2 separate regions of the Mus musculus genome follow, and region 2 is linked to region 1. Evidence: chromatin loops called from intact Hi-C (ENCODE). Cell type or tissue: heart. All regions are shown on one strand. Each heading gives the region's core, and the rest is flanking DNA. Links, peaks and the distances in the headings are about the cores only.

Region 1 (11,879 bases), core at 1-8,000:
TCAGGCACTCAAATTAACTCATAGTTATTCTGTCTTAACCTTTGAAGTGTAATTAAATAACATGATTTTTATTAGTAAATAATCCACATAATTTACAGAGCAGGAGGAAAGGAAAGTCAATATTTCTATTTAAATAATTGATTCAGAATATTTCAAAGACATCTCTGAGTCAGGCTCATACCTGTAAGCCCAACACCTAGGGGTAGAAACAGAAGGAATAGGAGGTCAAGCCCAGCTATGTAGCAAGTTCAAAGCCAGTGTTGCCTGCAGAGGTGGGGGATGGGGTGGGGGTATTGGGGTGAGGGGTGGAGGTGTGAGGGAGTGGGGTGCAAATAATTCCTAATAAAAGATTAAGATGCCTAATTGTTTTCTTTAGCAGATAATTTCATAAAAATAAAGTTAGCAATAATAATAAAACCTCAGTAGACAAATGTGCTTCGTTTTAAATGTTCTCAAGTGGGTTTTGGGGGGAAGGGGATGTTTTGTTTTGCCTTCAATCTAAGATGGATATTTGTTTCTCTGCCAGATACAGAAACAAGCTAAAGAAGGCATGTGACTCACCCAGGTTTGAGGTCACCCAGCAGCAAGGCAGAGGCTCTCTCTGAACTCTCCACCCCCTTGCTGTGTTGTTTGTTTCCTTTCTGCCTCTGCCTCTCGACCTTATTTTCCTAGGGTCCTGGCACCATGTGGTGTCAGGGGACAAGCAAGAGTGCGGTAGACCGTTCTGCAGTTTTTAAAGCTGTAACTACCGTGGCTTTTCTGTCAAGAACCATAAACCTTCTTCTGCCCCGGCACAACACGGACAGTCCTCAGTGGCGGTACAATAGCATGCTTCCCATTTCAGTGATAAAAGTCCAACGAATCTGTCTCCCTAGAGGAACTGGCCCTTATGCTTAAACGTAACAATCAACATGATGCGTTGTGCGTTTACGGAGATGACACCCATGGCTCTTCACAGAAGTGTGATTCTAGAAGGGGATTTGACTTGACGCATCGCACCGTCAGGGTTATACAAAAGCCATCGTGGCTGCAGTGACGTAAGGCAGAGGCTACGTCAGAAGTACTGCCTGTGATCTTGGAGCTTCTGAGCCCACCGGTATTCTAGAACACCTGCCCTTTCAGCACTAGGTACTGATAACAAGGTAGTCCAAATCCTAGAATCTAAGTCTCCTGTCTCCACATCCTCACTTTCCATGAGACTTTCAGATGGGATCTCAAGATAGTCTTAGAGAAGCAGGCACCAAAGCAGAGTCGAATATACAAGGATTCTGTAAAGGGAAATGTTTGCATGAAAAGAAGGAACTAAAAGTCCAGGACAGCTGTCCTAAGTGGACAGAGTCCATCTTTCCCCCAGGGTGCGGTCTATCTCAGCCCTCCTGTGCTAGGTCAGCAGCCTAGGGGAGGCGTGACCTCACCAGGAGCCAAAGAAAGTAGGGATTTCACCCCTACTGTCCGTCCGGTGTAATTTCCCCATCACACGCAGTGTGCAGGGAAGGTGTGAAAGAGAAGTCTCTAGAACCTTCCAGTATTAAAACAAGACACTTCCCCCCCCCCAAAAAAATAGATAATCGTAAGATGGACTAATTCCATATGATTCAGGAGCTGCATCAACAGCTTTGCTGTAGAGGATTCCAAATCAGCAAATACAAATTGGACATTACTTCTGAAAACCACAAGGTGGCGCTCTTTTGCTTTTTTTAAACCTAAAAGGGGATTTTTCTTTCTTTCTTTCTTTCTTTCTTTCTTTCTTTCTTTCTTTCTTTCTTTCTTTCTTTCTTCCTTCCTTCCTTCCTTCCTTCCTTCCTTTCGTCCTTTCTTAATTTAACATGGGTTATGCTGATTGTTTGAAATCTCTTAAATCATCTTTTAAAATCACCTGAATGATTTCACATCGTATTTACAAACTACTTGTAAACCTGATTTTTCTCCCAGTTATCACAGACTGATCAAATTGCAATGCTATTTTTTAAAAAAGCCACCAAGACAAAATAAACAATTAAATCACTAAAATAAAGTCAAAGATAAATTGCTTTTTAAATTAAATTTTTAGGTTGGCATGAAAAGTGGTGGGTTTCAGATCTTCAAGCTTTTTAAGGGAGGCACTTTTTCAATTGCATTGTCTCCCCAGCCCAAAAACAGTATTCTTAACAACCTTTCTGTGCCCACTCCCCAAAGAAGGCAGCACACAAAACACACACTGCAGCCCATGGCCTGGACCAGGAGAAGGAATGTGTTAGGAGGAGGATGGTTTGTGCTGTGCTTTACGGCGCTTTCATTATGATCCCAGGGAAAGATCTTTAAAAGAATATTGTAATAAAAATGCCTAAATATAAGAATAAAATCAGTGACACCAGTGAGAGACCTGCTAAGGATGGAGTTAGAAATCCAGTTTTTACTTTCAGCTGGTATTTAATGATTGCACAGACCACGGGACACAGTGTGAGATGATGCATGCGTGTCCTCATCTGTTTCTTGTCGCTGAGACAGAGTACTGACGGGATGAACTAGGGAAGGAAGGGTCTCGGGAGCCTCAGCAAGAGAATCTAACAGCTGATGCAGTCTAGGAGATAGAAAAGACCCTGCCATGAAGCTACACTCCACCTGACCCGAGACGCCACAGAAGGGGAGTGTGGAACAAAATTAAAATTAAATTAAAATTTTAAAACAAGGTTTTAAGGAGGAGTTTGCTTTTACAGAGAATGGCAGGTGAGAGAGGATGTCAAATTCTAAACGTTGTGTTTTCAGCCTAGCTAGGGGAAAGGTGAATAACGTAGTCTGCTCTCTGCTCTGTGAGGAACACTACGAACAGGAGCAACTTGGAAAGGGTTTATTTGGCTTGCAGGTTTCAGTCTGTCATCCAGGTAAGTCGAACTCGGGACAGGAACCTGGAGGCAAGAGCTGAAGTAGAAACCACAGACACACCGCTTACTAGCTTGCTTTCCTAGGTTGGCTCAGCCTGCCTTCTCTTACTACCCAGGCTCATTACCCAGGGATGACGTCACCCACAGTGGGATGGGTCCTCCCGGTGGGCCCTCCCACATCCATCTGTAACCAAGAAAATACCCTACAGACATGCATACAGGCCAATCTGATGGAAGTTATTTCTCAGTTGAGGTTCCTCTTCCAAGGTAACGCTAGGTAGTATGAAATTGCCAAAAAATAATCAAGACAGTGATCATAAAAGATCAGAGGAGTTTGTGAGAACCGAGTTGCCGAAGGTCTTCCAACAAAACTAAGAAGTCTTCGTTTCCTCCAAGAACCATGGAAAAACTCCATGCTGTGAGTTAAACAGATGCAATAGCTAACTTATGAGTGCTCACTATCCAAAGGAACAACATGTTGAAAAATCAGGAATATCCAAGCAAGATAAACAGATTTGACAAGATTCATTTGATTTTTGTTATCCATTATGGGTGGGGAGATGGCTCAGCGTTTAAGACACATGATGATGGCTCACAAGCATCTGGAACTCCAGTTCCAGGGACCGGATGCCCTCTTCTGGTCGCTTCAGGTACTGCATGCACATGGTGAACCGATATGTAGGCAAAATGCCCATATATATATATATATATATAATTAAAACAATAATAATATTGGGATACAGGATCCATATTCAGTGCCAATGAGTTTTTCACACTAGCTCATTTTAAAAATTTTGAGACTTTCTCCTCTAGGTGTAATACCCTATTACCCTCATACCCTTAAATGAATTACTATATTAAAAGAAAGTGAGATTTCAATATTTCGGTTTCTGAAAAAGCCAATCACTAATTTCCCCAATACCTTTCTAGTCAGGAGATTTCAAAAGTAGCGAGTCCAACTTTTGCTCTATGCTTGGGTGGTTCAAGACCCCTGTGCTCTGTAGGTCCAGGAGACCTGCGCTGCACAGTCGATGGCACACTGGGAAGACTCCTACTTGCTTCAAAGCATCGTGACATCACCTTGTATTTCGACCTGAAGGGTCTTTTCAAGTTATTATAGCCTGCACTTTTAAGTGTAGTATGGACTTGAACAATCATAACTTCCTTAAAATTAAACAACACATACAACTCAGAGAGAAAACACCTTTGAAAGAATGGCTTCCCGATACCCAGAAACGGCTGTCCAGGAACCTTGTCTCTGGAGGTTAGCATTAATCCACGTGTTAGATCATGTGAACAGTCCATAGCCATTTACTTCCAGGCTGGTGTTTCTTGCTAATATTTACATCATTCAGTTGATTTGTTTTACCCTGTGAAGAAAGGGTTTGGTTTTCATCAGTTGAAATACTGTGGGGTTTTGGTTTTGGTTTTGGTTTTGGTTTTGGTTTTGGTTTTGGTTTTGGTTTTGGTTTTGGTTTTGGTTTTGGTTTTGGTTTTGGCTTTGGCTTTGGTTTTGGCTTTGGCTTTGGCTTTGGCTTTGGAAGTGGCACAGTTTTTAAATTTTATGGCATGATTTTAATGTAACCATGAAGACACCTGCGTCCCGTGCAGCCACTGCCTTATGTCAGTGTATATCTCCTCTCATTTCTTCACTTCTTAGTTACGTGAATACATTGCCCTGGCTACTTAGACAATTAAGATCTAGACTTGCTAGGTATGTGTTGTCCTTGCAGCAGAAGGGCACAACATAGAGAGAAGCCAGTGATTAGGACTTTGATTTTCTTTGACAGTGCTATGGATAGAACCCAGAGCTCGGCATGAGTTAGGCAAGTACTGGCCCACTGAGCTGCTGGCCATTCACTGTCCTGGGCTGCATGTTCTCTCTAAGGCACAGAAAGCACAGATGGCCACTGCAGTAAGGCTGCGTGGGTGAGCCAGCGGTGGCTTGGACTCCAGAGACAACCAGCGAGGCTGGAGAAGGGTCTTGGAAGTCGTAAAGCACCCAGACTCCATCTGTCCTTGTTGCTTTGGTCCAGCTTTGGACCCCACGGTACAACATCCAGATGTTGCAGTAATGTCTATTGATAACCCTCTAATAAAGAAGCCCATGTCAGGCGAGCAAGCCTGGCCCCCTCCTTCACCACCCCCTCTTACTTCTCCCCTCCTTCCGTCTTTCCTCTATATCCCCTTCTGTTGTTTAAGACAAATTGTCTCTCTCTACCCCAGCCTGCCCTCGAATGACCTGCCTGCCTCATCTTGAGTGAGGGGATGACAGGCTGGTGTGCACCACCACATACGGGCTACTGAGCTTCCGTTTGTTCCTTAGATGCTGTGGAGCCTGTCTTTAACCCCCTCCCACTCCTTTGCCCTTTCTCTCAGAACCCATCCATTCCTCATCCTGCTGAGGACACTGACAGCGTAGGTCCTCTGCTGAGTCCCTAGTAACCGCCTTCACTGGAAAGAATAACGTAAGCAAATGTCTTTACTGGATGCGAGGATCTCTCCCACTTGCTTTAGTACAGGACAACTCCGCGACACCACCCCATGCTAAGGACACGGAATTGGCTGAAGATTTGCTGAGACTCTATTGCAGTTGAAGTGTTCCTCCTGCCCATGTGACTCCTTCATTCCCCTCCTCCACCCCCTGCATCCCCCAATAAACTTCACGCGTGGAAATCTCCATCTCAGCAGCTTCTCAAAGGGTCCGAATGCCTTTGTTTTTTAATAGTAAATGTGCTGATTGTAACCTTGGGAGATAGGTTGATTTGATGAATCTATTCTACGTGGGAGTCCTTTGGAACTTTGTAGGAAGTTGTGTGTGTTTGGGAGTGAGAGTCCCAAGTTTTATGGCTTAGAAAAAAGAAAAGAGCCAGAAATATACAAAAGCAAGAAACTCAGGCGAGCTCGAGGTAGAGAAGCCCATGTCTGGGCTGCAGCTGCCAAGCAGACCCAACTCGTGGGGGGGGGGGGGTCTGCTCCGTGGGCAGCTCGCCATCTACACCCCTGGAAACACCCTGTGTCCATTTTCTCTTGATCCATAGAAAAGGCACAACCCAGACAACTGGTTCTGAAATCTAGTGAAATCAGGGGCTCTCTGCTTAGGATCTCAAAGAGAACAAAGTCAAGGCTTCCCTGGGGTTAAAGGTGGGTAAAGGGGAAAACATCTTCCAAGTTTACACACATTGGCAGAATGTAGTTGTTTTGTGATTGTGAAAGTCCCCATTTGCAGGCTGGCACTCAGCCAGCTCTCTCACTCTCCACTGTTAAGCTGTTCTCAAGGCTCTCCCTCCAGGTCATCCAGGCTCCATAATGTTCTACTCAGTTCACATAGCAACTTCTGACAAAGTTCCAAAAGGCTGTCACGCAGAATAGATTCGTCAAATCAATCTATCTCCCGAGGTTACAATGAGCACATTTACTATTAAAATACAAAGGCAGTCAGACCCTTTGAGAAGCTGCTAAGATGGAGATTTCCACACATTCTCCAACCCTGCTGGCTAACCAGCAGACCCCAGGGACCCACTTATCTCTGCCTCTCCAGGGCTAGAACTACAAACAGGACTACTGATAACACCTAGCTATTTTGACCGTTTCTGGCTGTCTAATACTCAACCCTATACCGGCAAGGCAAGCATTTTTATCAATTAGACATCTATCCAGCCCTCTCCGCTTTCGCTTTCCCTGGCCATCACAGAGCTCTCTACCTTTCAGGACTCCTGCAACTAGGTCTCTCTCATAGGCTAGTCTCCACACTGCATCCCCTGCTGCGCGGTGAGGATTAGCATAACACAGGGGTGATACCCCCATAGGGTTTCCAGACCCTGTGGATTACAGTGTGGTATCTCTGGGAAGAGGCTGAGAAGTCCTGCTTATCACAACTCTCAAATGGCTTAGCAAGCTCTTTACATTAGTGACTCCAGTCAGCCTTCTCTTCCTCTGGCCCATACAGTTCACCTCTTCTGTGGCTTTTCTCAGACCTCTACTTCAGCCTCCTGCCATTGCTAGCAGATGACCTTGTCTCTCATTTCACATATGGAGGAAGCTAGCTGTACTAGCTAGCTCCGTGCGCTTATACCAAACCCCTGCACACTGGACACTTAAAACACCAGAAATGTGCCTTTCCATCACTCTGGAGACTAGAAGCCTCAAATGAAGGTGTACGAAGGACGGAGTTCCCCTGGGGAATTCCAGAGGACACTTGGCTCCACGCCTGGCTTCTGGTGCTTTGGTTCTGCTAGCTGCTTCAGTGTGGTCACTGACTGTCCCAAGAGGCTCATATGTTTCAGGCTTGGCCCCCAAAGTGGCACTATTGGGAAACCTTGAACCCACGAGACTCTTTATGTGGTTGGGGGCTCTTTTAAGGGACTCTGGGACCTGGGTCTCTTTCTCTTTCTTTTCTTCTCCCTGGAGGTGAAGCAAGTAATTTGCTTTTCCAAGTGTCTGCTGCTACTGTCATTTGACATCCCTAAAGGTCTGCCTGCTCATCAGCTGGGACCATAAGCCAAAATAAACTTTCTTGCTCTATAAGTGGATTCTCACAGGTATTTCACGCTAGTTCTGGAAACTGACACATGTACAGACCCACCACTCCATAACTGCTGTCCAACACTGTCCCCTCTCTATTTACTGACATGCCCTTCCATGTCCTTCTTTTTCCTGTGTCCTTTATATTTATTTATATTTTATGTGTATATGTGGTTTTGTTTGCATGTGTATCTATGCACAAGTGTTTTGCCTGAATGCATGTCTGTGCACCACGTGTGTGCCTGGTGCCAGCAGAGGGCAGAGGAGGGCATCAGATCGCCTACAACTGGAGTTACCGGTGGCTGTTACTGGGTGCTGGGAGCCATACCCAGTCCCTCTACAAGAACAGCGAGAACCCTAACTAATGAACCATCTCCCCAGCCCCTTTTCTCTCTTCTTGTAAAGGCTCCCCCAACAAATTAAGGAACAACCCCAATTCAATATAATCTCATCTTTGTTACAAGTCAAAGACTATTTCCAAATTAGGACCCATTTGGGTGGGAGGAGTTAAGAACTCCACATACCCTTAGGGACACACAATCAACTATGATAGTGCCAGAAGACCTTTGCTTCCACAGCTACTAAAAGACTGCGTGGTGTATAATCTGCACGGACAACTTGACTCCATTTCGAATAGCTGTGGAAACACGACTATGGGTGTGTCTAAGGAGTGTTTCCTGGAAGGTTTAACTGAGAAGGGGAGGCCCGTCCTGATTGGGGGCAGCTCCATGTCATAATCTGGGATACCAAGGCTAATGAAAAGGAGAGTGTGAGTTGAGCATCAAGGTCCATGGCTCACCGCTCCTACAGATGTGACATGAGCAGCTGCCTCCTGCTCAATCTGCCCTGCCTTGCTCCTCAAAAAGCATCGCGCCTCCAACTATGACCCAGAACAAATCCTTCCTTTTTAAATTGCCCTTGTCAGGTATTTTTGTCATAGCAACGAGACACCTAGCTGAATATATGAAAGTCTGCATCTTGCCTATGTACGTAAACTTGAATCATTATTTTATTGCCATCAAACAATGATCAATTATGCTTATTTATTTTTTATTTTTAATATTTGTTATACTGTTTATTAATTATTAATACTTACCCTTCACACTTTTGCTATAAAAATTATACTTTGATAAGCATCTCATTCTTTGTTTCCTTGGATCAGTTTCTGAATCAAAAGACAAACACTTCAGCTTCCGGGAAACTCAGTTGAAGAAGACCACCAGACGAAAGAGTATGTAGAACAGCCAAGGAAACACTGCAGGAAGGAGAGGTGAGCAAAGGTTTAGATACATTGTGATAAAACCTCTCTGCAGGAGAAAAGACTTACGTGGGATGACTTGGCTACAACGCAGGTCAAGCCCCATCTACTTGGGATTAAAATTAACCTATGATCAATTATTAGTCTGTATCTCTGACATCAGTGATATGCCACATTTGAAAACACCTTCCTACTTCTCACAATCATTCTGTCTGATGCTGACTCCGGTTCGGGACAGAACTTGAAGTCACTTGTGGGTCATCCCCCCCCCCCCCCCCCCCCGTACATTGAGCTAAGCTTCCGTTTTTTCTTCCTCTTTCCCTTCTCTGTCTCCTGACCACAGGGTGCAAGGGTACATGCTGCTTTGGAACCAAGGGACAACTGAGGTCAAGTATATTTCAACCCTATCACCCACGGAGGATAAAAGGCTCGTGTCAATCAGGCTTGAAGTCACTTTTCACACCGTACCCATGTAATGTACATGATTACTTGTTTTGATTTTTGCTTGTTTGTTTTGGGACAGTGCCTTGTTATGTAGCCCTGACTGGCCTGGCACTCCCTACATAAAGCAGGCCGGCCTCCAACTGTTAACTATCCTCTGCCTCAGCCTCTGAGTCAGGGGAAAGAAAGGAGAGCGCCACCAGAACGGCACGCAAATGGTTAAAGTGCTTAAATTCCCACCCACAGGGGCATCTGGCTTCTCTTCTCAACTCAGTCCGCAACACAGCCCCAGGGCAGGCGCATCTGTCCCGCAAGCACCTCCTCCTCTTCAGGCTCCTTGGTGGCCTCAGGTGACAGTGTCCTTCCCTGGGGCGGCGCCTGGACACCGGTGTCCAAAGCTGGGGCCGCCTAAGGTCGGCAAACTCTGGGTGAGGCGCGGAGCGCGCACTAGGCGGCGAGAGAGTGCCCCTGGAGCGTGGTTCCCAGAGCGGTCTCGGGGACGTCCAGCACAGAGAGGAGCCGCGGGTCACCCTGGCCCTTGGGGACCTGGGCTGCGCTCCCAGAGCGTCCACCTGCCAGGACTGAGCGATCGCTCCCGCGGGCGATCCCAGGGCATACGGACCCACGGTGACACTCGGACATTTGTGTCCTCCATCAGAACCTCAGCCGAGCTGGGGACCCGCTGACACCCACCGCCGACCCGAGGCTCGCCCTCGAGGCGGCTCCCTACAGGAATGTTTCAGGGGGGCGGAAGGACCAGCATCCCCAAGCCTGCGCCCCGCAACCTGGAGGACCTGGACTCGGTGCAGCGCGTCCTGCTACACAGGTCAGTGTGGCTCCGGGGATGCAACCAGGCTGGGCGCAGCGGCGGGGTTCGGCTAGGTGCAGGGCTCCTATCCCAGAGTGGGTTCTGGGGACTCGCAGAGACTCTAGACCAGTGCCAATGCTCTGGACTATAAGAACCTAAGCTGTCTCTGTCACGCTGCTCTGCACTTTCTGCAGGGATTTGGGGAGGAAACTGGGAGCTTTGCCTGGACTTTGTGAGAGGGATTAGAAAGAATTTCTTTTTTAATAAATCGAATTTCGCCCCACCCTCTTAGCACCGCGGAACATTAACCGCACAGCAAAGGAGTTCTCCTAAGGAAGAGAACCCCAACTTTCCATTAGCTTATCCAACCCTATCATTTATGCAAAATTGACGAACAAAGATTAAAACCCACGCCTATCGCAGGCGATGGGTTTGTTGATGAGAAAGGAATCCAAGAGAACAAATTTGACTTGCAGAGTGAATGGACTGAATGCAAGCATAACAGTGAATGATGTTAACTCGTAAGGCCTGGCCTTAATGAGACATGATGGGAGGGGGACTCAGACGTAAATGAGCTTCTGGTGAACACGTTTGTGGTAAGGGAGAGAAGGTTTACGTGAGTTCTGTCATCTGTAAACGTTTCAAGTGACCCTTTTAAGTCTTTGTACAAAACCATATGAGCTGTAGGAAGCGTGAGGGAGGAGGCCGCTTCATGCAAGGGGTTTTAAAGTTGGATTTCTTCCACTTGAGAAACTTGAAGTTCTCTGGACCCCACTCTCCACCCCACAAAACAGCTGTTGCCATGTAGAATGAAATATTGTCAAACCAGGAGGTAAATTCCCAAGGATGATTCCTCCTTGCGTTTGATAACATTGCATACAGTTCAGGAGCGACCCCGGGTAGTAGTCTCTGTAAGGCAGCATTCACGCTCACGCTGTGAGGCTGGCCAGCCTGGGAAGGAAATCTGTTTTAAGCACCTGACTCCACTGCAACAGAATTTCTTCATATTTTTCTTGTTTGAAATGTCTAGTAGGAAAAAAAATCCAAACTTATTAACACCACTGGACTTCAAATGGAGAGCACAAGCCTGCCTGAGTGACGGGGAAGGGAGAGTTTATACTCTAATCCTCACACTGAGGTGCTCATTTCAGAATAAGTATTTCTGGAATGCACCTGCTCAACATTAGACTGAAAAGCCACTCCATCTGAATTACAAATAACAGCTCCCCTTTGCCGGGGCATGGACTCTGAAGCTCAGTTTGTCAGTACCGTGGCTAACAGTGATTTCATCTTAACAGAGTATGAAAATCATTTTCAGCTTTGCATTGCATTGTGTGTGTCCTATTATTCTGTATTTTATTGTCATTTTGTGTTTCCAAAACACTGTTTAAAAACTTGCCACGTGTCAGTTTCTCTCCCCCTTGGCGAAGGTATATTTTCCAACATATTCATCCTTTTAAATATCCTTTGCTTGCATATATAAAGTTTAGTAAGGATATAATACAAAAACCTTTAGATCATATTTATCCATCTATCCGAATTCTCATGAACTACGTCAGTGCATAATCTGTGTTTTAAAGTTGTTTTGGCATCATTTTTTTTTTTTATGTTTTCCTTTTAGAAACATCTCTTGCATGTGCAGGCAACCCAGTGGGCTGCAAACACATCCAAAAACTTGAAAGTAGGAGAGTGGGTAACTCTACTTAAAGGAAGAGAAAGGGGTCTTAGCAGAGAGGAGACAAGGCAGGACAATAGGGAGTGAAACAAACTAAAATTCATTATATGCATATGAAACTGGTGAAGAATAAAAAGAAATAAATACCTTGTAAATCATCCACTAAGTTTTGGCAACTGCCTTAAAGAGCCCATAGGAAGCTCAGATTGAAGGAAAGAATACAGTGTTTCGTTTTATTTTTACATTTAAACGTAAAAGCTAGGCCTTCCAGGTGTTTGTTAATGACTTGTGTGTTTCCCATTGCAAATATGG
Region 2 (11,694 bases), core at 3,695-11,694, 270 kb after region 1:
AGTAGTTTTGTGTAAATCGTATGATTCACCTCATCTTTAATATGCATTGAAATAGGTAATACTAGATGCAAGTGTTTCCAAAGCAAAAAAGGTGCAATTTTAAAGAATACATAGCCAAAGCAATGTTACTACCCATCATACTGTTTAAAAATGGATAGAAAATAAAAATATAAGTTAGTATGGTTTAATTCTGAAAATACAAATTATCTTCCTTTAAGAAACCTACCATTAAGCCAGGTGTGGATTGACACACCTTTAGTCTCAGGACTGAGGAGGCGAGGCAAGCAGATCCCTGAGTTTGAGGTAAGCCTGATTTACAGAGCAAGTTCCAAGACACCAGGCAATACAGAGAAACCTGCCTCAAGCCATCTGCTCCCTGAAAAAAGAGATAAATCCTTAATAACCAACTATACAAAGACTGTTAAATGATACAGAAAGGAAAAAGAGAAAGGAAGGAAAGGAGGGAGGAAGGGAAGAAAGGAACTCATGCTACAAGATAGAGAGTAGGTACCCAGGAGTGGAGATGGAAGGAGTCTGAACTTTCCTGTGGCCATGCTGACTTACACTAAGATTCTACCCCAGAAAACAATTCTTTAGCAGTGGACAGAACCCTTAAATTCTAAAAAGCTACAAACATCAAGCAATTCAGGTACTAGGATAACATGTCAGTTTTGCTGGGTTGGAGGTGGGTATCAAGTGATTATTTCCTATCAAGACATCTTTAAATTATAGAGCTCAGTAATCAATTTAAAGACAGTGTTAAGCTACTCACAGTGGCAAATGCCTTTTATCCTAGCACTCCTTAAGCAGAGGCAAACAGGTTTCTTGAGTTCAGGCCAGTCAGGTCTGCATAAGGAGCTTTAGACCAGTCAATGATACATAGTGAAACCCTACCTCAAAAACAAAACAAAAAAAATGTTTTTACGCATTTTATCAAAATTAGCACATCTGTGGCTGAGGAGAAATCCACCTGAAAATGTGGGAGACCTTGACAGAGTGGTCAGCTGGATCAGTGTGCCCTAAACTAAGTAAAATCATTGTTCCATTCTTATACATTTGAATGTGATGGTGACCTTTGAAACAATTCCAGGGGCATTCTCAAGTATTTGATACCTAGGGGTTTAGTAACTCAGACAAATTAATCCCTTTGTACTAATTTTATGAAACAGAGCTGGGGGTGGGGACAGCTCTGGCATAGGGGGCCTCATTAACACTCTTAACTCTGGGATAGAACCCTAAGCAACAACAACAACAAAAGTGTCATATTTTAGAAGGCCTAGAGGTGACTCATTTTAGATATATATACTTTGTTTTGGAATATTTGGTTGTATAAAATGTAATGAGTGAGCTAATTGATTTTTTAGACCATATTTGAAGATGTGGATGACTTACAAGAAACACAAAAGAAAGGTACTTATAGAGTCTGGTTCTAATAATTGGTACCCTCTTTCTCGGTTCCATATTTTTAACAACCCTTTAACAAACTAAATAATTTTTAAGCAGCCAGGAAATTTTAGAGGACAGATATTTGACCAAAAGACTATCAACTTTAAACATTTATTTTATGGTTTCTTGTCAAGATTTAATCTAAATATTTTAAAAGCAATTCCAAGGAAGCATACAAGATTTTCTTTTAAAATAACAAATTTAATATAAATCAAAGACCAGCATTTTAACTACAAATGGTAGTTGTTTAACCATCATATTTCTCTTTAAAGTACACAAAATTCTTGGATCTGGAAAGATAACTCAACAGTCAAGAGTACTGGTTGTTCTTCCCCAAGGACCAAGGTTCAATTCCTAGCACCCATATGACTGCTCACAGGCACCTGTAACTCCATTCCCAGAGGAATCAGCACCATCTTTTAGCCCCAGCAGGCACCTCAGGCAAACATTCATTCACATAAAATAAACATACAATATCCAAAAATATATTCTTTTCACATATTCAGTGTCTCCTAACAAACTAGTACTGGACTTACAGTACTGCCAAATCTTTGTTAAGTTTCATGATGTGTTAGTACACTGTTCTATTGCTGTAAAGAGACACCATGACAAAGACAACTCATATAAAAGGAAGTGTTGAGTTGGGGGCTTGCTTATAGTTTCAGAGTTGAGTTTATTTGCATGGTGTCAGGCAGGCAGGATGGTGCCGGAGAAGTAGCTGAGAGATACATCCTGATCTACAGGCGTGAGAGACACAGAGAGAGATAGACACTGGGCCTTATATGCTCTTTTAAAACTTCAAGGTCCACCCCCAGTAATGCACTTCCTTCAAAAGACCCCACCTCCTAATCCTTGTAATCTTCCTCAAACCAGTTCTGGGCTCTAGTGACTAGACATTCAAATATATGAGCCTATGGGAACCATTCTCATTCAAACCACTAAACATAGCCAAATTCTTAGTTATTTTAGACAGTAAAGGGGCTTCTAGAATGTTAAGAATGTTGAAAATCAAACTGCTTCAAAGGAAAGTAAAAAAAAAAAAAAAAAAAAAAAAGAAAAACTGTGGAAGTAGCCAGCCTTGTACGACTGCAAAAGCAGCCTCGCTGACTGGATTTTTTTTTTTTTTAAAGATTTATTTATATGAGTACACTGTGGCTGTCTCAGACACACCAGAAGAGGGCATCAGATCCCATTACAGATGGTTGTGAGCCACCATGTGGTTGCTTTAAGATTTATGTATATGAGTACACTGTGGCTGTCTCAGACACACCAGAAGAGGGCATCAGATCCCATTACAGATGGTTGTGAGCCACCATGTGGTTGCTGGGAATTGAACTCAGGACCTTTGGATAAGAAACCAGTGTTCTTAACTGCTGAGCCATCTCTCCAGTTAGCTAACTGGATTCTTAAGGATGATTCTAGCAAATTATAAGAATAAATAGTAAAAAGAGGCAGGGACATATTTGTTAACAATATATTGAAATGGGAGCTTTCAAGTCAAGGAGCCAAACATAGTAACTAAATCATGACCATCTGATGCAAGATGCAGTCATATCCATGGTACTGAAAATAACATGATGCTTGCTTGGAGTATGATGCTATGTCACCCAAGTCACAGGATGATTATTAAAAGAACACACACACCAAAAAACATACTTATCCTAAAGAGATGGTGAGATATAACATGCCTTAAATTATATTATAGAATTTAAATAACTAGCTTTCACAATCAGTTTGTGTGTAAAATGTCATTTAAAGTGTTTTCAAATGCATTGCTCTTACAATTTATTTTCCTTTAACTCTTCTATGATATTTAAAGCGTGCATCTGCCACATTGATGATTAAATTAGCAGTTTAGATAACTTGAGTCCCTTTCCCTTTATATTTGAGATGAGGTCTAGATATGTAGTCCTGCCTGGCCTCCAATTTGTAATCCTCCTGCCTCAGCCTTGAGTGCTGGAATTGAGTGTGTGCCACCTTGACCAGCCTTTTGTTTCCTTTTTAATACTAAACCTTACAGTCAGGATTTGGAGTTCTTACATCATATATAATATGTAATAAACCAGGATGAATATTGCATATTCAATATCTCCAGTTTTAATAGTGGCATTGAAGTGGTTCTGGACCAAAAGAAGTCAGTTTGTGAATGTTGTCTGTTAAGTATTACAAAATAACAAGGAAAAAAAAACAAAATAACAAGGGTTAGAAGTTCAAAGTAAAAAACAGACATCTTTGATTTCTGATTAAGAAAAAGCACTCTACATCTTTTTTTTTTAAGTTTTCTAAGTTTGTTCCTTCTGAGAGATTAAGTAAAAAACACCTTTAAAATCATGTCAGCCTGCTTAGAATGTACATGTTAAAAAGCAATTTAAGATGAAAAAACTAGCTTTACAGTGTGTACACTTTTTCTCTAAAATAAACTTTTGTGGCTTTAGTGTCTTAGAAGGAGAGTCCTAACATGAAATGGTCATCTCTTAGATTTGGGAGGAAGGAAGCCACTGTTAACTGTGTAGTGTTACAGCATATTGCACAAAAGGTTTTGGTTTTGGTCTGGTGTAGCTTTGGCTGTCCTGAAATGAAACACTCACTATATAAACCACACTTGCCTCACAGAGATCCTCCTGCCTCTGTCTCCTGAATGTTGGGACAAAAGTATGTGCCACCCCTACCCAGCGAGAACAGTTTTTAATGAAAACTGAGCTAGATTGTCCAGTTCTGGTAAACAGTCTTCCAGTCATCTCACAACCATTATTACAACCATGTACAAAGGGACTCCACTCCACTGTCCCTGTACAAGGACTTTTGACAGTTTAGTGCTTAGTAACTAGTCTTAGTTTTCTTCCTTTTAGAAAAACTGTACATTTGATCTCTCAATTCTGTTTGCAAAGCAGTGCAGAAAACTATAATCAAATGTGACATGTCTATAAAATAATTTTGACATAACAGACATGAACAGACATAAGAACGGCTTCCAATGTTAATTGATAATCTATAAATATCATTTTGGAATTTGACTGGTTCACAAATATATCCACAAAATGTTTGCATATGGAATAATAGAAGCATATAAAACATTGTATGTAAATTGCATCTTCATACTAGCAAACAAGTTAACAAATGATAATAAATGCAATTCAGTTTTGGATGTTGGTCCACATTGTCAAGAAGTCATGTAATAATAATAAATACATATTCTACCTGCTACTTGAACCATGAGTTTTGCACACCAGAGGTTTAATGTTTAAGTGTTGGACTTTACTCACTGTATGAAACACTGATGACAAGTCACCAAATCTTCTTAAATAAGGAACTTGCAAAACAATGGGGCTTTTAAGTAATTTTCAGACACTTGATTCTGAAGAGTCATATGGTCATTTTTGAGTTTTAGATGTGGTAATGGACAAAAGCTTGAGAGTGAAGTAAAGCTTTGGAACTTCTCAGGTTGAGAAGAATTTCTGCCCAGGTCCTCTGTTTAGGACCTGCTGCTCCTGGAGCTGGTGAGGTGGCTCAACCAACTTGCTCTGCAAGGCTGAGGATCTGAGTCTACGCCCTAGATCTCATGATGGAAGGAGTGATACCAACTGTACAAAATTGTCCTGACTGTGACATGCATGTGCATGCAAACATGCATGTAAAATAAAAAGGAACTGCTGTTCCTGGGGCTGGGGGATGTCTCATTAAAATCCAAGTGCAAGTGTGTGGATCCAGAGCACCCACTTAAAACAAAGCAAAACTAGGGTTAGTGGCACTGAGGAAATGGACTCATGAGATCCCTAGATCCCTACAGGTTTAGTGAGAGACCACATCTCAAAGCCCGCTGTGGTAGTGTACGTCTTTAATCCCAGTATTTGGGAAGCAGAGGCAGGACGAATTCTGTGTCTCAAGATCAGTTCCGGATACAAAAGTAACTGCTGTTCCTAATAAAATGTGTGTGTGTGTGTGTGTGTGTGTGTGTTCCTGATAAAGGAACATACTAATAAAAATAATTGCTGTTCCTGATAAAAAAATAAATATAATATATGCAATATTAATCTTCTGGGGGGATTAAGATAGCTTGTAAAAAAAGGATATGTATCCTCAATCTAGAAAAACATTTATGTCATACACTTTAAATTTCCAAATTATCTCAGCCACAGAGTGGTGGTAGTGGTGCACTCCTTTAATCCCAGCACTCCAGAGGCAGAGACAGATCTCTTCACCTGCTTTACAGAACAAGTTCCATGACAGCCAGAGCTACACAGAGAAACCCAGTCTCAAAGTCTCAATGAAATGCACATATTCTAAAAGTCTTAGATGGTTAAGCTACAGTCAGCTGTTCATGAGTTGAAAATTTGAAAGGGTTTCTTAAAAAAAAAAAAAAGCTCTCTAGTTAGGTAATATGAGGAAGGAGAATGTTTTAGAGGTAAGAAAGGACTGTTATAAGCATGTCTTTACTAACTTATCTACAAAATTTCCCCCTTTGGATAAAGACATAGATTCAAGATGGTTCACACAGCCCGGAAGTCTCACAGGCAGCATGATGTCAGCAGAGTGAGCACACTTTCCGCAGTGATGCTTTGGCCACCTGTTTAATCTCACTGTCAACAGGATAAAACTGATTTCCTTAGTGATCAGAGATGACAAGAATATAAAATTAATAGAAGATAACATAAACTAAATTGTAATCCATTGCTAAAAGAAGAAAACATTGAAATCACATTAAAAAGTCTAGTAGCCAGGTGAGTACTAGTGAAACAGAGGGAGGGTGTCCATTGCAAGTAAGTACAAAGTCAGGTCTACAGAGACCTTGTCTTAGTAAGTAAATAAAAACCTAAACACTGATAGCTACTTTAATGACATCATATTTGCCAGTTTGAAGAGTATTTGTGGCTTATAGAAGATCCAAAAAAAAAAAAGATGTAGTAGAGAAAAAGTTATGCTAAGAACATACAAAAAGGTAAGTGAAAGGCTAAGAAAAAATGATTCTACAGGTTAAAAAAATGTTTCTGTAAATATGAGTAGTATAAATTAAAACTTTAGAGCATAAAGAGGGTATTCTTTGATTATAGAGAATTCATTAGAAATATATATGAGCTCTGACACAGGTCTGAGAACATAGACTGCAGCTGACAATGAAGTGATAACACAAGGCAAATATATAAAGCAACAAAAAGTAACGAGGGCATGGATTTATATCAACAGACTATTAATGGGCTCTGATAAACTTTAAATACATGTGAAATATTTACAAAAACTCTGAGGCCACAAAATAAAGCCCAGGAATACCAAAGACATCTGCAAGACTTTTAAGCAACAGTCTAAATCATCTATGAAACTAGATCGGGTAGCACACATCTAAAATCTAGCTCTGGAATTCAAGGCCAGCCTGAGGTGCATAGCATGACCCTGAGTCATAATAATCTTATTTGCCTATTAAGACACTGCAAGGGAAATTCTAATATGCCAGTGTGCTTGAAATTAGAATTCTAGAATGTTAAATCATGTTGAAAATTGAGAGTGCTTCTATGAATGTAAACATTCCTTAAACTACAAATGAATCCATTAAATTGCAGGTTTTTGTTTTTGATGTGCAATCATTCCTGTGTGTACGTAAATTACGTGTTCATTATAAAGTATCTTCACACAAGCTCCATCCGGCAGGCACGGTGCTTTGTTTTCAAACAGCTTTGAGAAAGTTCTGTACATGAGATCAGCTTTTTTGTTTGTAGATTTTATTTTTATAACGTGAGTTTATGTGAGTATAGGTTTGTGTACATGAGTGCTATGTCGATAGGAGCCAGAAGGTGGCATCAGAGCCCCTGGACGTGGATAACAGGAGGCTAGCTGACAGCATTGAGTACTGATAGGCAAATATGGCTCTCTCCCACAGCAGCTAGGTCTCACTCACTATGTCGGTATCTCCTACCCCTGAGATGTGCACAGTGTCTGAAAAGCATGAAACTTGTGAAGTGATGCCTTGCTTGCAGGATAACGTGTTCATTTAAATATGTGTGGAGGTTGGCCTTAATTGTCTCAAGGATACTGCAGCCAAAGACAAAAAGGTCCTAAATGAGGACCTCACTCAGCATAGAACCTTTTAAAAGTGCCCGCTAGCCTATTCCTCTTATTCCTAACTATAAATTGCCCTTGGAGACACAGGCCCCCACTAAGACGACTCATCTTTGTTGATAGACCCCCTGACCACCCAGGTGCCATCATCTCTGATTTGCTGTCTTTCCAAATGAATCTTTCCTTGCCTCACTTCTTGTCCTGGAATCACTGGCATTTGGGGATAGCAATCTAGACCTGGATTGGAACACTATTAGGAGTTGAGATAAAACACAGACACAGAGAGAACACACTATTGAGGATCTTCAGAAAACAAGTCACTACTTTGGATCTTTTTGCATCTGATTAAAAAATCTCAAAACAATTAGGCTAAAAAGCAAACCCCTGTCGGATTATTTACTAGCAACTAATGTAAAGATCCATACCACTACTCTTTCTTCAAAACATTTTTAGAGGAAAATGACTTAGCCTAGGTCACTCACATATGGCTCAAAATAAATTTGTAAGATTGGTAGCCCAGGTTAGCCTGGAACTCCTTAGAGTCCAAGAATGGACTGACTCAACCCCAGTGCGTCGCTGTGTCCAACCTTTAATATCTGTCCGGGCAGCGGGTTGCTGGGAAAGAAGAAACTAGAACCCAAGGACATGTCCACGCTTGGAAAGCATTTTACCACTTAGGTACATCCCCAGGCTTTTTTTACTTTAGAGTCGGTGTTTTCCCTATACAGTTCATCTTAAAGCACCACACATTAATAGCTGTAAAAAAGGAAAATGGCACAACGGTGTACATGGTGGGCTGGCGGGTTCGGGGCTGTTCTAAGGAAAGTAATGGACTTTTCCCCCTAGTTCTCTTTAGGCCAAACCTACACACTTATTTAAAAGACTTTCTGCGGGAAGCCAAAGCCCTATTATCCTTCAGGTCAAAACGTAACCTATTATTAGCGTCCGCGCTACGGTCAGTCGTACACTGACCGCTTTCCGTCAAACTTAAAACCCACTTCCGGCCTAGAGCGAGGGAAAGCCCCTGCTGCGCATGCGTGTCGGTCTCCGCCTCTAAGAAGTGGAGAGTGTGCTGACGTCACCGCCAGGCTGGCTCGTTCGGAGACCGGCGGGAATTTTTCAAAATGGGAGCTCCGGGGCGCCGCCCAGGCCTCGGGAGGTACCGGGGGTACCTTTCGGTGGCGTTGGCGGCGTCGCCAGCGGCGGCGTAGAGAAGGCGTCCTGATGGGCGCCAAGACCTGCTGGCTTCTCGGAGCGCTGCCTCGGAGGGACTGCGAGAAGGCCGAGCCCCGGGCGCCGGCGGCTCGGGAACATGGCGGCGTGCATCGGGGAGAGGATCGAGGTGAGGCCGGCGGGCGCGGAGCTGAGGGAAGGTCCGATGGAGGCGGACTCTGGTATTCCGGGACCCAGTGAGCTGAGGTGAACCGAGCGCAGTGCTGAGGGGAGGTCCATTGTGGCTCGGCACAAACACACGGGAGACCAGACGGGTTAGCGGGCTGAGGCTGAGGCCCAGTCTGGCTCAGGCGCTCACTGGTGCTCAGTGACACTAGTAAAGCGGGGATGAGGCGGGCAGGCGCGGTGGCGGTGGCGGGGCTGATCGCCGAGGGACAGGCGAAGCGACCCGCCCCCTGGAGCCCCGCCCGGAGGGGAGCGCCTTGTACCCCGCAGGTGTGTCTCCAGCTGCGGGCCCCGCCCGGTCCTGGTCCCTTGGCGTCGGGTCCGCACTCCCGCCTCCAAAGCCGCGCTCCGCTTGCCCCCTCCCCGGGGATGGCGGTTACCGTGGCGGGAGCTGCGGCGGGAACCTGGTGGGCCAGAGGAGGGACCCGAGCTAACCAGCTCATTAGAGTCCTTAGCCTCCATCAGGGAGGGAGCTCAGAAAATCTCTCAGAGCGTCAAGATGCCTTCCACCCCAGACACCTGCATCATCGAGGTGTGGCAGCTGCTTGAACCATGTCTCCTTTTCTCTTTGGCCCATTTCACATCCCATCCCCTACCCAACTTTCTTACTTTCTAGATCTGCGATTCCTCACGTGTAATCCTTAATTTTTTTTTTAAAAGGACTTTAAGGTTGGAAATCTACTCGGTAAAGGATCATTTGCTGGTGTCTACAGAGCTGAGTCCATACACACTGGTTTGGAAGTTGCAATCAAAATGGTAAGAATGTATTAGTTATTGTTTCTTCAGTATTTTTGCAAGGTACTAGAGAGCAATGAAGGCATGCTATTTAAAATGTCCCACTCATTATCTGCTAAAGACTGCACCTTGCCACCCTGCCAAATGTGTGCATTTGTAATAATTGCATAATACATTGCATAACCAAAAGACAGCTGTTAAGTACAGCATCTGAATTTAAGGACATTTAAGAGACTCTTAACCTTGCTTAAGTGAAGTTTTATACTTTACTAGGGTTCAGGAGACCAGTACATTTTGTTGCTATGAATACTTAAGGTAATGAGAAGTCAGCAATTTATAATAATAATATGCTCATTTGTGGCTGTAACGGTCCAAGAATACCATTATGGTCAGCCTGTGATCCCAGTTCTGAAGAGTTGGGAAAAAGAAAATCCTAACTCCAGGGCCAATCTCTGCTATCACATAAATGCACTGGACATACTGGGAATGTACTCTGTTAGGTCGAGGGCAGAGCACAGATAGGAGTAAACTGACTTCAAAGACTATATTAAAAAAAAAAGACTTCTTACAATTATAGGTTGTTGTTTGAGCTTTTGTCTGGGCTTAGGGGTATAGCTAGGTGGTAGAGTGCTTTTCTCTAGCATGCACAGGGCTCTAGATCAAGCCACAACCATAAAAATCAACAAATAAATCTGCCCTCTTATTTTTAGATAGATAAGAAAGCCATGTACAAAGCTGGAATGGTACAGAGAGTCCAAAATGAGGTGAAAATACATTGCCAGTTGAAACACCCCTCTGTCTTGGAGGTAAGATACCAGATGTATTAAAGTAGTTAAGGAAAGCTGGATGTTCGTATAGTTGACGGCACCCTTTTCTGTTTTAGCTCTATAATTACTTTGAAGATAACAATTATGTCTACCTGGTATTGGAAATGTGCCACAATGGAGAAATGAACAGATATCTGAAGAACAGAATGAAGCCTTTCTCAGAAAGGGAAGGTGGGTGTCTTTTGGGGGTTGGGGTGTGGAATTTGTCTCTCTCTGTTCTGTTTGGTAAAACTTGGCTTTTCAATGTGTGGTTTTGAAAAATGTGGTATTTTTATAACATTTGTGTAATTTTGTTTTGTTGATGCAAGGACTCTGGCTGTCCTAGGCTGGTCTCAAACTCACAGTTTACCCCTCTCTCATGAGTGCTGGGATTAAAAGTATAAGCCACTACACCCAGATTAGTAATACATATTTAAATTTATTTTATTTTATTTTTTTGCATGTATTGAGTCTTTACCTGCTTGTGTGTCTGTACACTGTATGTGTGCCTGGTGCTCAGGGAGTTCAGAGGAAGAAATTAGATCCCCTGGAACCTGATTGTGAGGTACCATGTGAGTGTTGTGAATCCAGGTCCTCTGGGTGGTGAGCTAGGACTCTTATCCACTGGGCCATCCTTTCAGCCTCAACAATTTCTTTTCTGTTTTTAAGGCATGTGTATAAGTGTGCCTCTGTCTATGAGTATGTGCATGTAGTGTAGGTAGGGGTCCCTGCCCTTGGAGGGTTAACATGGATACTGGGAATAGAGTTTGGGTCCTTTGCAAGAACAGTATGTATCTCTTTATCAGCTGTGTCATCTCTCCAACCACAGATAAAACTATTTTAAATTTAAAAAGGAGAACTCCCCACAAAACTGGCATTTATAAATCAAGTATTACAAAAGTAGAGAGATTTGTAAGCCTTCTGTTCTCTAAAAACAAATTTAAATTAAATTATTAGTAACAGTTTATAGAAAATCCTTTCAAATCTGGAAAATAACTTAGAATGTCTTTGACTAACATTTCCAAATAAACATTATGAACATTTACTATATATGAAAGGTCTGAAACGCAGAGAACTATGCTTATTACTTATTGCTTATTAGCTTATTAGTCAACTTCTGAAAGGATGGAGTGATTCAGACTCCCCAGGTAACATATCTTTGCAATGCAGATTTTTAAATGCACATAGCAACAAAGCTTTTTTTCACACATAATAATATTTTTTATGAAATACAAAATGAATTTCAATTTGTACCCCCATT

The links. Hi-C counts contacts between places; a loop is a spot of excess contacts. Peaks named below come from ENCODE experiments on the same cell type or tissue, not always from the same donor. Only the 100,000 strongest peaks of a DNase experiment are listed, where the experiment ranks them.
Region 2: it touches region 1 in a loop (4-fold over the local background); 4 of 42 quality-filtered maps call a loop at or near these places.

What each region holds. Positions count from the first base shown.
Region 1 is chr3:40,522,054-40,533,932 of GRCm38, forward strand. It overlaps 1700017G19Rik (RIKEN cDNA 1700017G19 gene), which reads right to left and starts at 859. Exons shown (of 6, transcript NR_040445.1): 1 at 562-859. It also overlaps a transcript of Intu not described here. In heart, for the core only: CTCF peaks have their summits at 1,669 (motif pointing right), 3,507 (motif pointing left) and 7,621 (motif pointing right); no DNase peak of the experiment used is centred there; H3K4me3 peaks cover 1,206 bases; H3K27me3 peaks cover 1,183 bases.
Region 2 is chr3:40,791,448-40,803,141 of GRCm38, forward strand. It overlaps Plk4 (polo like kinase 4), which reads left to right and starts at 8,504. Exons shown (of 16, transcript NM_011495.2): 1 at 8,504-8,836; 2 at 9,553-9,648; 3 at 10,338-10,433; 4 at 10,511-10,625. The coding sequence starts at 8,807. It also overlaps a transcript of Hspa4l not described here. In heart, for the core only: CTCF peaks have their summits at 7,228 (motif pointing right) and 8,638; a DNase peak (open chromatin) is centred at 8,564; H3K4me3 peaks cover 2,348 bases; H3K27ac peaks cover 1,638 bases.